2 separate regions of the Homo sapiens genome follow, and region 1 is linked to region 2. Evidence: chromatin loops called from intact Hi-C (ENCODE). Cell type or tissue: Caco-2. All regions are shown on one strand.

The links. Hi-C counts contacts between places; a loop is a spot of excess contacts. Peaks named below come from ENCODE experiments on the same cell type or tissue, not always from the same donor. Only the 100,000 strongest peaks of a DNase experiment are listed, where the experiment ranks them.
Region 1: it touches region 2 in a loop (2.0-fold over the local background); 2 of 110 quality-filtered maps call a loop at or near these places.

What each region holds. Positions count from the first base shown.
Region 1 is chr13:79,806,583-79,814,582 of GRCh38, reverse strand. No RefSeq gene overlaps it. Among named protein-coding and RNA genes, the nearest start is that of LINC01038, 6.2 kb to the right of the region's middle. RefSeq lists enhancers at 5,452-6,427, 6,428-7,404. In Caco-2, no CTCF peak of the experiment used is centred here; a DNase peak (open chromatin) is centred at 3,812.
Region 2 is chr13:79,857,077-79,865,076 of GRCh38, reverse strand. No RefSeq gene overlaps it. Among named protein-coding and RNA genes, the nearest start is that of LINC00382, 12 kb to the left of the region's middle. In Caco-2, no CTCF peak of the experiment used is centred here; DNase peaks (open chromatin) are centred at 3,156 and 4,096.

The sequences.
Region 1 (8,000 bases), 50 kb after region 2:
TACAAATCAACAGTAATCAAGACAGTGTGGCACTGTCATAAGGACAAACATACAGAGAAATGGAATAGAATCAAGAATCTAGAATTAAATCCATCTGCCTATGGTGCACTGATTTTTGACAAGCGTTCCAAGCTTTTTAAAGAGAAAAGAACGATCTTTTCAACAAAGGATGCTGGAACAACAAGGTAGCCACATGCCAAAGAATGAAATCGAACCTCTAACTTACACTATATATAGAAATTAACTCAATGGGAGTCAAACACCTAAATATATGAGTGAAAACAATACAACTCTTAGAATAAAATATGGAGGTAAATTTTTGTGATCTTGCAGTTGGTAATACATTCTTAGTTATGACACCAAAAGCATGAGCAGAAAAAGAAAAAATAGTCCAAAACAATAGACTTCATCAAAATTAAAGCTTTTCTGCTTCAAAGAATATGGTCAAGAAAGTAAAAAGACAATCCACAGAATGAGAGAAAAAAATTGAAATCATATATCTGATAGGAGACTTACATCTAAAATATATAAAGAACTCATATAATTCTATAATAAAAATAATAAAAGCCTAATTTTAAAAATTGGGTAAAAGATTTGAATAAACATTTCTCCAAAGAAGTCATAAATGTATAAAAGTATGCTTGATGTCATTAGTCATCAGAGAAATCAAAACCAAAACGACAACACGATGCCATTTCACACCCACCAGGATATCTATACTCAAAAAGTTAGATAAGAGCAAGTGTTGACAAGGATGTGGAAAAATCAGAATCCTTACAGACTGCTGGTGAGAATGGAAAATGGTGCAGCTACTGTGTAAAACAGTCTGGCAGCTCCTCAGAAGGTTAAGCATAGAGTTACCATGTGACTCAAAATTTTACTCCTAGATATCTACCAGGGAAGATGAAAACATACATCCACACAAAAACCCATACATGAATATTTATACCAGCATTATTCATAATAGCCAAAAGGTAGAAACAACCCAAATGTCTATCAACTGATCAATGACCAAACAAAACATTATACATCCATCCATACGATGAAACATTATTTGGCCATAAAAAGGAAGTACTGCAGCCAGGCGCAGTGGCTCATGCCTGTAATCCCAGCACTTTGGGAGGCCGAGGTGGGTGGATCACGAGGTCAGCAGTTAGAGACCAGCCTGGCCAGCATGGTGAAACCCCGTCTTTGCTAAAAATACAAAAAATTAGCCTGGCATGGTGGAGCAGGCCTGTAATGCTAGCTACTCGGGAGGCTGAGGCAGGAGAATTGCTTGAACCCGGGAGGCGGAGGTTGCAGTGAGCTGAGATCATGCCACTGCACTCTAGCCTGGGCGACAAAGTGAGACTCTGTCTCAAAAAAAAAAAAAAAAAGAAAAAAAAAGAGGAAGTACTACCACACGCTTTGACACGAATGAACCTTGAAAACATTATGTTAAGGGAAAGAAGGAAATTACATAAGACAAAGACTATGTATTATATAATTCCATTTACATGAAATATCCTGAACAGGCAAATCCATAAAGACAGAAGGCACTTCAGTGTTTGTCTGGAGATAGGAGGGATGGGGGGTAGTAGCTAAAAAATATGGGGCTTCTTTATGAGGTGATAAAAATGTTCTAATTTTGGCTGTGGTGATGGTGACATGTATCTGTGAATATACTAAAAACCTTTGAATTGTGCACTTTAAATGGGTGATTATATGATATGTGAACTATATGTTAATAAAGATGTTATTTTAAACTTTTCTTTACAAAAGTAGGATGTGCACCCCAATGGCACTGTAAACAATTTTCTCCCATAGCTATTCCATTTTCACACTACTTTCTTTCTAATTCCTATTTCTACTTCTCACTTCCATTTATCTTACACTTAGGTTTCATTTCCCCAGACCTACATTTCTGGTTCAATACCCTGCTTTTGAAACCTTCCTGTGAACCCTTTTAATGAGCTACAAGAGTTTTTCAACCTAAACTGTATGATGTTTACTGGCATTTAAGGTTTTACTTTCCTTACTTCTTCAGGTTAGGTACACCCTCTGTCAATCCTCAATACTAAGAAACCTCATCCAGAGAACAACTAGGGGAAGACCCCAGAGATTAATATGAGCTAAACACACAGTCTTTCCTGCTTATTCACATTAAACTACCATCCTTAAAATACACATTTGCATCTCACATATTTTAGCCACCAGAAATTTCCAGGAAATTTCTCTGTTTCTTACACTAACGGGTGTGGATCTAGTATCTTCCATCTTCAGATCTGTCTCAACTCAACAGTCTCTGAATATACAGAAAAGGCTCCTACTTTAGAATGGTAGTGAGGGAAACTGAAAGTGGCATTTCAGTTGAGTGAGAAGAAGCCAGCCATGCAAAGACCTGGGAGAAGAGCATCCCAGAGAGAGGGAACATCATGAATGACTGGCTGAATGCATGAACTAGAGATCCAAGGGGCATAGGAATCCAGAGAAAAAGGCAATCCCTCGAGACTAGGAATTGGAAACTTTGAAAGGCTTTTGCAAGTAGGTAAAACTGGAGCAGCATATTGGAAGAAAGGACCAGACTCAAACTCATTAAAGGAAAGGAAGGCATTCCAGGCAAGGAAGTGGAAACAAATGAATCTGGACTATACTACGTGAAACAGGTCAGGCAAAGCGAAGGTTGTTAGAGGATTGTTTCCTAAATATGACCAGCTCTGACCTTGGTTTCAGCTCTTTGAAATTCCAACACGACATCCTAAAATGGCAAAGAGTCCCATTTGTGCCCAGATTGGGTCACCGTTTCTGTGTGGCCTACACTTGTGCCTTATTACCTGCAAGAAACACTTGTTATTTTAGTTTTGCGGAGACAAAGAATACCACTTTCCATTGGGCTCTCTGGGTTGTAAAGAAACCAGTTCTCCCCACGTTGGCATTAGTATAGTGAAGTGCAGGATCTCTGAAAGAAGAAAGGGGCAAAACAAACTTAAGGTATCTCTTAAGTCTTCCTGAGGATAAAAGAAAGAACCAAGCTCATTATTTCCAGGGTAAAGTTAAAGTCCTAATCATCAATAGGAAAACTTTCCTCCTTTCAGAATTGTGTCCTTTGCTTCCTTTTTAGTCTCAGAAAAACTTTATTTTTCTAGAAACAGAGGGCAGAACAGCAACTTCCACTGTCTCCAGCCCTACAACTGATACTTTGCACTGAAAAAGTTACTTGCTTTAGTCAGACAAAGAACTATCTTTCTTCTGCTATTAACCATGGTTATTTAAGACTATATGTAAACGCAATACTGTTTTTAACACGATATTTGGAAAAGAAGATATGAAGAAGAATTAATCATGCAGAGAGGCAGAAAGTGATTTTTACTTAAAATTCACAATATCCATGTCATTTTCCCTGGGGGAGTTTATTTCAAATGCTACTTAGTAATTTTTCAAGACAGAAAATGATAAAGCCTGTCTGAGGGAGAAAAGGAGAACAAACTCCATTAATATCAACCCTCAGCCCCCACATATACCCCCACCTCAGGCCCCCATACTTCTGGCTGCCTTTCCCTTACAAGTGTATCTTTGCCTGGAAGCTAAGAGGTGGCAAGAGCATTTGTGGCTGAAAGATACTCTTATAGTTCACAGTAAGCATTCTTTGCATTCTTTAGATTTTTAAATACAGCAGCCTCAAGGGGAAGACCAAAGAAAGAGCTGCCCGTTTATTATATGAGGTGAGTAATAGTGGACAACAATAAAAAGAAAGAGGATTTCCGTGTCTTTTTTTTTTTTTTTTTAACCTCCCTTCTCTGTGGGGAGGTCAATTCCGGTTTGATAACCTGTGCATAGACCACGTGCAGTGGGTGGGAGTCATCTCAGAGACAGAAGAAAGGTGGATCAAAAGCATCTGCCATTTAAAATGCTCCCAAACCAATAGGCAAGCTTTGGAGAAATGGCTGCATATTTTTAAGACTCTACCAGTTACTAGAGCCTTTAAAGAACTCAGGGAGACTATGAGACCCTCTGAAGTCAGACCCTATCAAGTCACGGTCAAGACGCCTTCAGGCATCTTTAAAACATCGCACAATTACCCACAGAGAAAAACCTAAACAGATCACTAAGAGCAAAATAACAGATCAAGAGAGTAGGCTTGAAGTCCGCTCTGTCTAGCCTTTAAGAAGTGAAAAACGATAGAAATATTTTGGCCCCAGAAAGTCCCAAACCTAAGCCTTGCAAATAAAATCTTAGTAGCAGATTTTGTGATGACAGAACTGTTGTAGGTGAGACAAGAGTGCCCTGAATCCCATGAGGGTGGGGGGTGGGGTGTGTGTGCACAAAAAATGGCCTTGAGGGTAGACTGAGAGGGCTCCGTCCACGCTGGGTAATGCACACTCAGCACATTCCTCACTTGCTTTTATTCCAAGCGTAGCTGTGAGAGACACTGTCATGGCCCACTTGTTCGTAAGCTCCCAAATATCGTAGCCTGGCACTGCCAACTAATTCCCCCCAAATTGGTTCATCCCCCATCACACCCAAATCCCAGTCACACTGAGCCATCAGCCCAGGTGAGTGGGCTGCCACCTGGGAGCCAAAGGCACATTGTGTGATGCCTTTTCAGACTCTATGCACACTGCTGGCCCAGGCCTTTGAGGATAGACTGAGGAGCAGGCAGAAAAGCAGATCTGTTTTTCAGATCAGGAGAGGGGCATTGGTAGGCACTGAAGGATGAGATGAAGGAAGGAAAAGAGAATGCATTTGTTTACTTAAGCCAAGATTGACAGACCACTGGTAAGACATGGCGGTCAAGAGCTCAGACTGAAGACAGACTCCTCTGGATTTGAATCTTTGCTGTGCAGTCTCTAAGATCTGTGACCTGAAACCCATGTCCAGCTTTCTGCACCACAGCCCCTCATCTGCAAAATGGTGGTAATGATAGAACTACCTCAAAGCTGTTTTTTCTTAATTTTTTATTTTTATAGATTTAGGAGGTACAAGTGCAGATTTTTTTCTTTCTTTTCTTTTTTTTTTTTTAAATGGAGTCTTGCCCTGTTACCTAGGCTGGAGTGCAGTGGTGTGATCTCGGCCCACTGAAACCTCCACCTCCTGGGTTCAAGTGATTCTCCTGCCTCACCTTCCTGAGTATCTGGGACTACAGGCACGCACCACCACATCAAGCTAATTTTTGTATTTTTAGTAGAGACATTTTAGGGTTTTGCCATGTTGTCCAGACTGGTCTCGAACTCCCGACCTCAGGTGATCCACCTGCCTCGGCCCCCCAAAGTGCTGGGATTATAGGTGTGAGCCTCCGCACCCGGCCAAGTGCAGATTTCTTAGATGCATACATTCCACAGTGGTGAAGTCTAGTTGTTCAGTGAACCCATCTCCTAAATAATGAACGTTGTACTCAATAAGTAATTTTTCGAGCCCTAGCCCCTCTCACCTCTCACCTTTTGGAGTGCCATGTGTCTATTATTCTGCTCTGTATACCCATGTGTACCCATTGTTTAGCTCCCACTTGTGAGAAGCAGTATTTGACTTTCTGTGTCTGAGTTATTTCACTTAGGATAATGGCCTCCAGTTCAATCCATGTTGCTGCAAAAGACATGATTTCGTTCTTTTCATGGCTGAGTAGTATTCCATGGTACATATATACCACATTTTCTTTATCCAGTTCTCCATTGATGGACACTTAGGTTCATTCCATACCTTTGCTATGGTTATGGGATCTTTGGGGTGTTGCTTTTCTGGCTGGAAATCTCTGTGGCCAGTGGTGCCTTTGCTTGACTTTTGCTCGGGCCTGCTTAGCTTGTTCTGCCCACTTGGCCTGGCAGGCTGTACTCAACTCACACTACTAGCCTGGGTCCCACGCCTGCCAAGGGCAAGCCAGGCATGGAGCAGTGAGGGGTGTGTGAGGGAGAGAGCATGGGGTCTGGCCACTGTGCACAGTCTGCTGGCTGGTACAGTGGGGCAGGCAGCTCCAGGTGCCAGCACAGGTGCCAGCTCTCTGCGAGGCTGCAGCTGGACCAGGCACACTGCAAGCAGCTTCCCCAGCTGGCACTGGGGAATGCAGTGGCATCTGGAAGCTTAGAGATGCCAGGAAATGCAGGGCCCCAAAGAAGGAGTCACAGCCCCAGCTCAGGAAGTTCCCAGGTCTGGGCTCCCTGAAGGGCTGCAGCTCTTCTCCCCATCTCTTCTCCTGCAATGTGGTGAGCAAGTGGCATGTTTGAGCCCAGTTTGTGTTACAGCTCTTCTAGCCTTGCCATTCAGCAGGCCCCAAGTTCTTGTCCTGCAACCAATAAGAATGAAGCATGCAGATAAGTGGAAGGTGAGCAAGAAGAAGAGGAGCCTTACTGAGCAGTAAACAGCTCAGTAGAGATAGGGAGGTCCTGGGGTGGCTGGCTCCTCTCTGCTGACAAGTCATCCCATGATCTATGCAGCTCTTAGCAGAAAGGAGGCCCTGGAGTGGGTTACTCCTCTCTGCAGGCAGGTCATCCCTGAGGTAGGAAGCTCCTCTCTGCTTCTGGTTGTCCCAACTTTCTCCAGCTATCAGCAGAAAGCATAGCTCCTCTCTGCAGTTGGTAGACCTGTTGTCAGCCTTGCTCTGGCTGAGCCTGGGGCTCTTATGGGCCCCAGTGCGGGGAAGTGCATCCTGATTGGTCCATGGGCAGCCATGGGCGGTCCCAGGAAAAAGCACTATGAGTTCCTCCTCTGGTAGGCAGGACTGGCAGCCTGGTCCCCAGGCTTCAGGCCTTCCCTGAGCCTGAAGGAGGGGCTTCACTGGGGACCTGCCTTCTTCCACCCAGGAGCCTGTCCACCTCCTACAGCCATCCATGGTGCCCAGGCTGCTTGCACCAAGGGGAACTTGTAGGCCAGTGCCGAGCTGCCCTCAGCACCTGCTCAGCTTCCCCTCCTGTGCTCCTTGACACCCAAAGCCCAGAGGGGGCTGAGGTAGCAGGGGGCTGGCATGTCAGCACTGCCCCAAGTGTGCGCACACCCAACCAGGCTGTGAAAGTGCCCGAATTCGGCCCCAACCCTGCTCTGAGATTGGAGCAGGCACCACAAGCAAGGAAAGGCCAGGCAGCAGGAGCAGACACCCCCAGCCTGTGGAGATGGGGGTAGGGCAGGTGGGCCTTCTTGACCCCTGAGGGTACTGACTGCAGAGACCCAGGAGGGCGAGGCTCTTGCCTGCTCCATGGAGCAGAAGGCCCAACCCACCTCCCTACTGCAGCCAGGGTCTTGGCAGCGGCCACTCTAGATAGGCACTGCTGCCATCAATGTTGTGAACAATGCTGCAATAAACATGCAGGTACAGCTAGGTGTCTTTTTGATGTAATGCCTTCTTTCCATTTGTGTATATACACAGTAGTGGGATTGCTAAATGGTAGTTGTATTTTTAGTTTTTTGAAAGTCATTTTGATAATTAAATGAGACATTGTATCTGAACAGCACAGCACAGAGCACAGCACTTAGAAGATGTTCAGTCATCGTTATGAGTACAATAATCTCATTATGTGGAGAGGATTATTTCTTAAAAATTTCCCAGTCCTTCCTGCTCTAAATCCTCCCTCCTGGTGGCCATTCTGGTTTTGCATAGTTTAAATGTATAAGCCTAGAGACCCCTCCAGGAGGCCGAAGGCCAGAGATTCTTCTTCCTTGGCAGAGGTCTCCTTTCTGTGCCCTCCTCCTCCAAACATCCTCTCAAGGTTTTTGGCTGGAAATTCCCAGTTCAAAATTGAAGAGTAAAAGAAGATATTGTGCCCATTTCAGACTCATGAAGATGAATTGCTAATCCCCTTTTGGAGGAAATAAGGCAAAGTATGCTTAGTGATTCATTAGAGAACAAAGAGTGTGCTAGTCTAGTGAGAAGTAGATGTTCTTCTGGAGGACTGGCAAAAGAGAATGGGGGAGTGGGCCGGGCGAGGTGGCTCACACCTATAATGCCAGCAGTTTTGGGAGGTCAAGGCAGGTGGATCACAAGGTCAAGAGATCGAGACCATCCTGGTCAACAAGGTGAAATACCGTCTGTACTAAAC
Region 2 (8,000 bases):
ATTATTAATTTTGATATTAACCTTGGTGTTATCTTTCCTCTGTTATATGATAGAATTCAATATTATGATATGTAATTGTTTCAGCATGCGTACCATAAAATTCTTAAACATCTTCCATAAGACTAAAAAGTAGATAATATTCTATTTGTTAGGCATTCCCTACCTGGAGGCACAAAAATAAATTCACACTGGCTGTAAGTTTGTGCTGAGAATGTTTTCACCTCTTTTTGGATCAACACCTGCTAGTCTGGTCTTGTGTCTCTTTCTCTCAGATAGTATTTCACTGCTTAGAGGCCTTTGAAAGGCAACAGATAACAAACACTCTTTGGTCCCTTGCGTTTCAATAGAATAACCTGAAACTTGTTATCATGAAGGCCCGGACTGACCATGATATTCAGGGGAGAGGCGGAGGTTCCCAGGTCCTAGTTCCTTGAATAATTTGATTTCTTTTAACAAAGAATGGGTTAAATTAAACCCAAATTCATGCCAAAAATGATTTTTTACAGCAGCACCAATGGTCTGCCCAGGTCCTCCCATTTTCCTCATTTTGAAACCTACCATTCTGTTTACATCACATCTTATGCCCACACATGCGTGACACATACAGAAGAGGCCTGGCTAGACATCACGGCATCAAGGGCCCTGTTTCAGTCGGAGACAACGGTGAAGTTCTATAAACCCACATTTGCAGATCTCTTGATGAAGAGGCTTTTAAACAGTACCTAAACAGGTTGACTAGTCCAATCAACAACTAAATCAGGCATTAAGGAGCACCCATCTATGGTCAGAAAGAACAAGAAATGAGTTCTCTGTGTACACTCAGGTTGTGTTACTAGACATTCACAAAGCCTTTTTAGGGAAGAAAACCGCTAGTCCAGCTAAAAGAGCTTTGATTTTCAAATGTTAACAAACAAGTGTGTATGCGTGTGCGTGTATGTGTGTGTGTGAGTGTGTGAATTAAAGGATCCCTAAGAACATATTTATTTAACATGTCATGGTTCACAAGAACGAGTGCTTGTAAAACTATCTACCTTTAGGAACTGTGATTTGCAATGCACACAACAGTCATCTGTAATATATAGCCCAGGAACTTACACATCCTAGGCACTCATTCTTTGTTGAAAGAATGAATGAATGAATGAACGAACATTGTTACCCATCCTATTCAAGCTAGGGACTCAGTAACACATTCTGATATTGGCTAGTCTGAATAAGGAGACAGAGGCTAACCTGTAATCCTCTCCTTGGTGAGTACACAAGTAATCTGTCATGGTCTATTACATTTCTGGGACTGTCAGCCAATGCCTCTCTGAGTGGACTGTGGCAAGTCAATTACCATCTTTTTAATTCTACTTCCATTTTGTAGCCACAAATGAAAATACAAACTGACCATCTTTCTCAGAACCAGTATGAAGTTAAAGAAGAAATTGCTAGACATAACAATATAAGCCAATAAGATGGGATCATATAGGTAAATCCATAGAGACAGAGAAGAGATAGGTGATTTCCAGGGGGATGGTGGAAAGTAGATTGGAGAGTGACTGTTTAATGGGTAATGGATTTCTTTTGGGGAGATGAAAATGTTTTGAAATTATAGACATGTGGTTGCCTAACATTGTGATGTACTTAATGCCACTGAATTGTACACTTTAAAATGGTTGATTTCACATCATATGAATTTCAACTCAATAAATCTCTGTATGACAATACTTACAATTCTAAAGCATATCTTTGCCAAGCCTGTGAAAATAGTGACATGGTAAATGTTGTCTATCTAAATGTTTGAAAAGGACAAGGATTACTCTATAGTAGTTTTTCAATAAACTTATGGTGGGTTTACAAAGAACTAGAATAGACATCAATGATGAATGTGGTAAAGTCCTGGAAAATTTACACTGATTTGAGTCTGGACCTGAAATCAGGGCAAAATTTGTGATTTGGTAATGCAGAATATTTTCTGTCAAGCAAGAAATTATTTACCTCCTTTATCATTTTAAAAGGAAAGTCATTATCCATGACATGAAAAACATTAATGAAGAACATTAATTTTGGATTATGGTCTATTTGCATATTTTCTTTGAAAGCAAGATTTTTTAAAGCAAACTGTCGTCACAAGTACATTTGAATTTCACAAATTACACTCTTTGATAAATCAGCTTTATTATACACAGCATCTGCCAGTACTATTGCCAGACTCCAAGGGGTAAAAGAAAATGACAAAATAGGTTTTCATTGCCATGATTTTATTGTTTACAAAGTTGGCCTTATCAGATAGGTGATATCAAATGATTATACTTTGAATTAAGCAACATAACTCTGCACTTATATAACTCTTGGCAAAATACTTTGGTAAATATTATCCTTATAGCCACCCTGGGAAGCAGACAAAGTAGATTACTTATTTCTGTAATGTAGGATTAGAAAGCTTTTGTGACACACTGTAAGCTGTACAGCCAGGACTTGAATCCAGGTCTCAGATAACTGGGCTGGTACTCCTTTCATGGCAACCAGGAGTTCGAAGATCTGAGTTTATAATATGGTTCTGCCACAAACTTTCTACGTGGCATAAAACAAGTTTCTCAACCTCTTGAATTTCGATTTCCTCCCCTTTTAAATACAATGGTTGGGGCACATCTCAAATGTGCTCTATTTGGAGTCTGCATTCTTTCTTAGCAAATGCAAAAGTTACACATTTATCAGCTAACTACTCTTCTCTATCATTTTGTAAGCCAGGTGAACCTTTTACCTTAATATAGCTCAATTCTTAGATGCAGTAACCCACACTTTTTGCATGCTCATCGTGTAAAAGTTATGTTCACAAAGACATCAATTAAAGTAGCCTGAAAAAGGATTTCCTCAAATTCTTCAGCTTATAGCATATGAGTTTCTAAAATCACACTAGTCCTATCCATAGACAGCATTCGTTCTTGTTTGCTGTATCCTCCACCATACGTAGAACTTTTGTCTTCGGAAAGTGCTTTTCCAGCTCTTGTCTCACTTGACATCACTAGAGTAAAATACAGACCTTAGCAGGTACCGGGCAGACTCAGTCTAAGCCACACTATCTCTCTAAACTAACACGCCCTACACCCAGTCTTATTGTTAGCCTACAAGGGTGCGACAGAGATAAGGCAGGGTGGGAACCTGACCCAGTGACAGCCAATCAGAAGGGCTTTTGTCTGTGGATCGGACCAGGAGTGATTGATCAGCCACCAATCCCAGAGGCCTTCAATGGGAGAACAAAAAGTCCACTATTTGCCCCAAAGGCTGTACTTGGGTTTATTCCCTTGTGCAAGAGAAAAAAAAAAAAGTTTAACTCTCAAGAGCAACTTCGGAATTCCCACAAAACAAAGTTCAAGAGAGGAGAATCAAAAAAACCGAGCTAAGTGTATTGCTTCTACACTGTGACCGTGCAATCCAGGATAATTTAGTCCCAAAAGAAGACCCCAATAACCTCATTTATCTTAAATGTCAACAAAATCCTTGTAAAAAATACATTATTCAGAGAATGACCTCAGCATATTAATTGCAGATGGAGTCTCATTGTGTGTCACTTATTTTAGGGCCTCCTAAGTTCTTACTAGACATTTGTTTGTGCAGAAGTTTTTGTTTTTTTCATCTGCCCACCTCAAAATGTCTTTAAAAATATATAATTAAGCAAGTTTTTATTTTCCCTTACTTGTTTTTTTAAAATTGTATTGCCATGGAATATGGTGGTATTATAAATTGTAGAATCCAGAAAAACTCCCATAATCTGTACTAAGAAACATGACATATTCAGAAAACCAAAATTTCCTGCACAGTGAATTGGTAAGTAATCCAGTGAGTGGAAGATGGTGGAGATGACTTTTTCCATCCAGGGAAAGCCTCCAACCACCTCAGGTTATTAGTCAGGGTTCTCCAGAGGGACAGAACCAATAGGATATATGTATACATAACAGGGAGTTTAGTAGGGAGAATTGGCTTACATGATTACAAGGTGAAGTCCCATGACAGGCCATTTGCGGACTGGGGAAAGAGAGAAGCCAGTAGTGGCTCAGTCCAAGTCTGAAAGCCTCAAAACCAGGGAAGCTGACAGTGCAGCCTTCAATCTGCAGCTGAAGGCCCCGAGAGCCCATACAAGACTGCTAGTGCAAGAGTTCAAAGTCTGAAGAACCTGGAGTCTGATTTCCAAGGGCAGGAGGAGAAGAAGCAAAGTGTCCAGCAAAGGAAAAGAAAGAACAAGGAAACTCAGCGAGCAAACTTATCCCCCTTCTTCTACCTGTCTTGTTCTAGCCACTGAGGACTATACTCTGATTTTTTTTTATCTTGCCCAAATTGCTATCTAAAGGGGTCTGGGGAGTTATGCCCTACAAACCATAAATTCTCATCAGATAGGTTTTATTTAACCCTATATATCGTGACTTACTTTCCAATCTGACTCTGGCATAACATTATGTGACAAAGAAGAACGTCAAAATGTTTTACCCCAAAACATGCCTCTTTGCCATATTTTGAAATGGCCCTCCAATCTGTTGGGGAAAACTCGCATCTGTAAAGACTCTCTGTTAACACAGCCAGATCTTTTTCTTCCAGGCCCTCCCAATCCTGAAGAGATTAAGAGTCTAGCACCTTTTAAAGGTCTGAACAGGAAATACTTGTCATTTATTGTCTCTAATGGCAGCCACTATAAGACTTCAAAAGAACCTTGGTCTCCACAATCTTTTATCTTAACCTGCATTTCCTTTCTATCATCCCAGGTAGGCAAACTCAACCGTCAACCAGGAAATATTTAAATTTACCTATAGCCTGTAAGCACCCACCTCACATCCCCTGCCGCTTTGAGTTGTCCCACCTTTCTGCACCAAACCAATGTATTTCTTAAATGTATTTGATTGATGTCTCATCCCTCCTTAAAATGTATAAAATCAAGCTGTGCCCCGACCACCTTGGACACATGTTCTTAGGGCCACCTGTGGGCTATGTCATGGGCCGTGGTCACTCATATTTGGCTCGGAATAAATCTCTTCAAATATTTTACAGTTTGACTATTTTTGTCGACAGTGCACTGGCAACCAGTTGGATGGTGCCCACCCACACTGGGAGCAAGCCTTCCTCTCCCAGTACACCAACTCAAATGTCAATCTCCTCTAGCAACACCTTTATAGACATACCCAGAAACAATGTTTCATCAGCCATCTAGGTATTCCTCAGTGCAGTGAAGTTGACATCTAATATTAACAATTACTAGTCCACCCACCCCTTGTCAACTTGGCACCCATAGACATCTCCTTAAATCATTCTTAATCTCCAAATAAAGCCAATAACAAGGTTATAATTCCACCTAACATAATACAACTATCCTTCATACAACCAAAAACTTGCTAGTCCTTAAATACTATTACCTAAAATTAACAACATTTAAATGCTGATATGTAGTCAATAAACTTTATGTTACAAGATAAAGAAATGAGAAAGGAAATAAAGCAAAGTTATTTGCTTAATACAGGTGTATATGTGCACAAATGTATTCTTTTTTTTTTTTTTTTTTTTTTTTTTTTTTGAGATGGAGTCTTGCTCTGTCGCCCAGGGTGGAGTGCAGTGGTGTGATCTCAGCTCACTGCAACCTCTGCCTCATGGGTTCAAGCGATTCTCTTGCCTCAGCCTCCAGAGTAGCTGGGACTACAGGCGCCTACCACCATGCCTGGTTAATTTTTTCTCTGTATTTTTAGTAGAGATGGGGTTTCACCATATTGGCTGGGCTGGTCTCAAACTCCTGACCTTGTGATCTGCCTGCCTCAGCCTCCTAAAGTGCTGGGATTACAGGCGTGAGCCTCCGTGCCCAGCCACATCAATGTATTCTTAGCAAAATAAGGAGGAAATACTCATGACGATTACAGTCCTCATGTCTGTAACTGCTCACATGGTCATAGCTGGTATTGATAATGACTTTCTTCTACTACCCATTCTGTATTCCCTTTGTCTTCAGCAAGCACCTCAGCTGGTTGTGGTTTTTTACCTGGTGGAGTGACCCAAACCATCATTCCTAAAGGATCTGGGCAATTTGTAGCTCTGCCTGGATTGGGTTGTTGTAGTTTCCCATTGACCTTAATTACAGGGTAATGCCAAGAGATGTCCTAAGGGATCTCCTGTATTCCAGACATACTCTTCCTTATCTCCACTGTGAAGTAATAGTTTGATTTCATCTTGATAGTCTGGGTCAATCACCCCAGCCAGCACTGTAACTCCCTTCTTATCCGTTGACTTAGAGGTATGAGGAACTCAAAGTGGTCAGTAAAAATATATATATATATATATTTTTGGTGGTGGTGGGGTGGGGGGTTGGTATTTATTAGTTTTCATTTTAATTTATTTAATTGCAAATTTATATAATTTAATTTTAATAATGGCTGTGTTTAACAACTGGCTCACAGATATTCTGTTAACAATCAGCTCTCACAATTCAGCCTTTTAGTGGCTTACCATTGCCATTTTGGATAAGGTTCAAAATTACTCTTTGACTTAGAAGGCCCTCCAGCATTTTTCATGTTCTAACACTATTCTCAAGTCCCCAAGATATTCTTTTTTTCACACGCGCCCGTGTGAAGAGACCACCAAACAGGCTTTGTGTGAGCAACATGGCTGTTTATTTCACCTGGCTGCAGGCGGGCTGAGTCCGAAAAGTGAGTCAGCGAAGGGAGATAGGGGTGGGGCTGTTTTATAGGATTTGGGTAGGTGGTGGAAAATTACAGTCAAAGGGGGTTGTTCTCTGGCTGGCAGGGGTGGGGGTCACAAAGTGCTCAGTGGGGGAGCTTTTGAGCCAGGATGAGCCAGGAGAAGGAATTTCACAAGGTAATGTCATCAGTTAAGGAAGGAACAGGCCATTTTAACTTCTTTTGTGATTCTTCAGTTACTTCAGGCCATCTAGATGAATACTTGCAGGCTTGGGCCCAGAGGGCTGACACTTTTATTTATTTTTTAATTATACTTTAAGTTCTAGGGTACATGTGCACAACATGCAGGTTTGATACATTGGTATACATGTGCCATGTTCGTTTACTGTACCCATCAACTCGTCATTTACATTAGATATTTCTCCTAATGCTATCCTTCCCCCGGCCCCCGACCCCCTGACAGGCCCCGGTGTGTCATGTTCCCCGCCTTGTGTCCAAGTGTTCTCATTGTTCAATTCCCACCTATGAGTGAGAACATATGGTGTTTGGTTTTCTATCTTTGTGATAGTTTGCTGAGAATGATGGTTTCCAGCTTCATCCATGTTCCTGCAAAGGACATGAACTCATCCTTTCTTATGGCTGCATAGTATTCCATGGTGCGTATGTAAATTAGTTCAACCATTGTGGAAGACAGTGTGGCAATTCCTCAAGGATCTAGAACTAGAAATACCATTTGACCCAGCAATCCCATTACTGGGTATATATCCAAAGGATTATAAATCATGCTACTATAAAGACACAAGCACATGTATGTTTATTGCAGCACTATTCACAATAGCAAAGACTTGGAACCAACCCAAATGTCCATCAATGATAGACTGCATTAAGAAAATGTGGCACATATACACCATGGTCAGTGACAATCTTCACTTCCAGTTCAACGGAGTCACTGTGTCTCCTGGTGGCAGCATTCCTCTCTCTGGAACTAAGACCTCCAGGGCAGCAGCATATAATGTTGCAGAAACAGGAAGCAAAAATTTTGCTCCTGGATGATGGTGAGTGGTACTACTTCCACTTCCACCCCTTGGTTCCTGGACCAGTGAATCCTGGCTATGGGAGAAACAGCTCCATTATTGAACACAGATTCAGAGCATATATAGCCTTTTGGAGAACTTTGCCCTGGCCCTGCAAAGTATTGTCACCTAGTTGGTATTGTAACTGTGACTTCAAAAGGCCTTTTCACCATTCTTTCAAGCCAGTTGCTTCAGGATGATGGAGAACATGGTAAGACCAGTGAATGCCATGAACATGAGCCCATTGCCACACTTTTTTTGGCTGTGAAGTGAG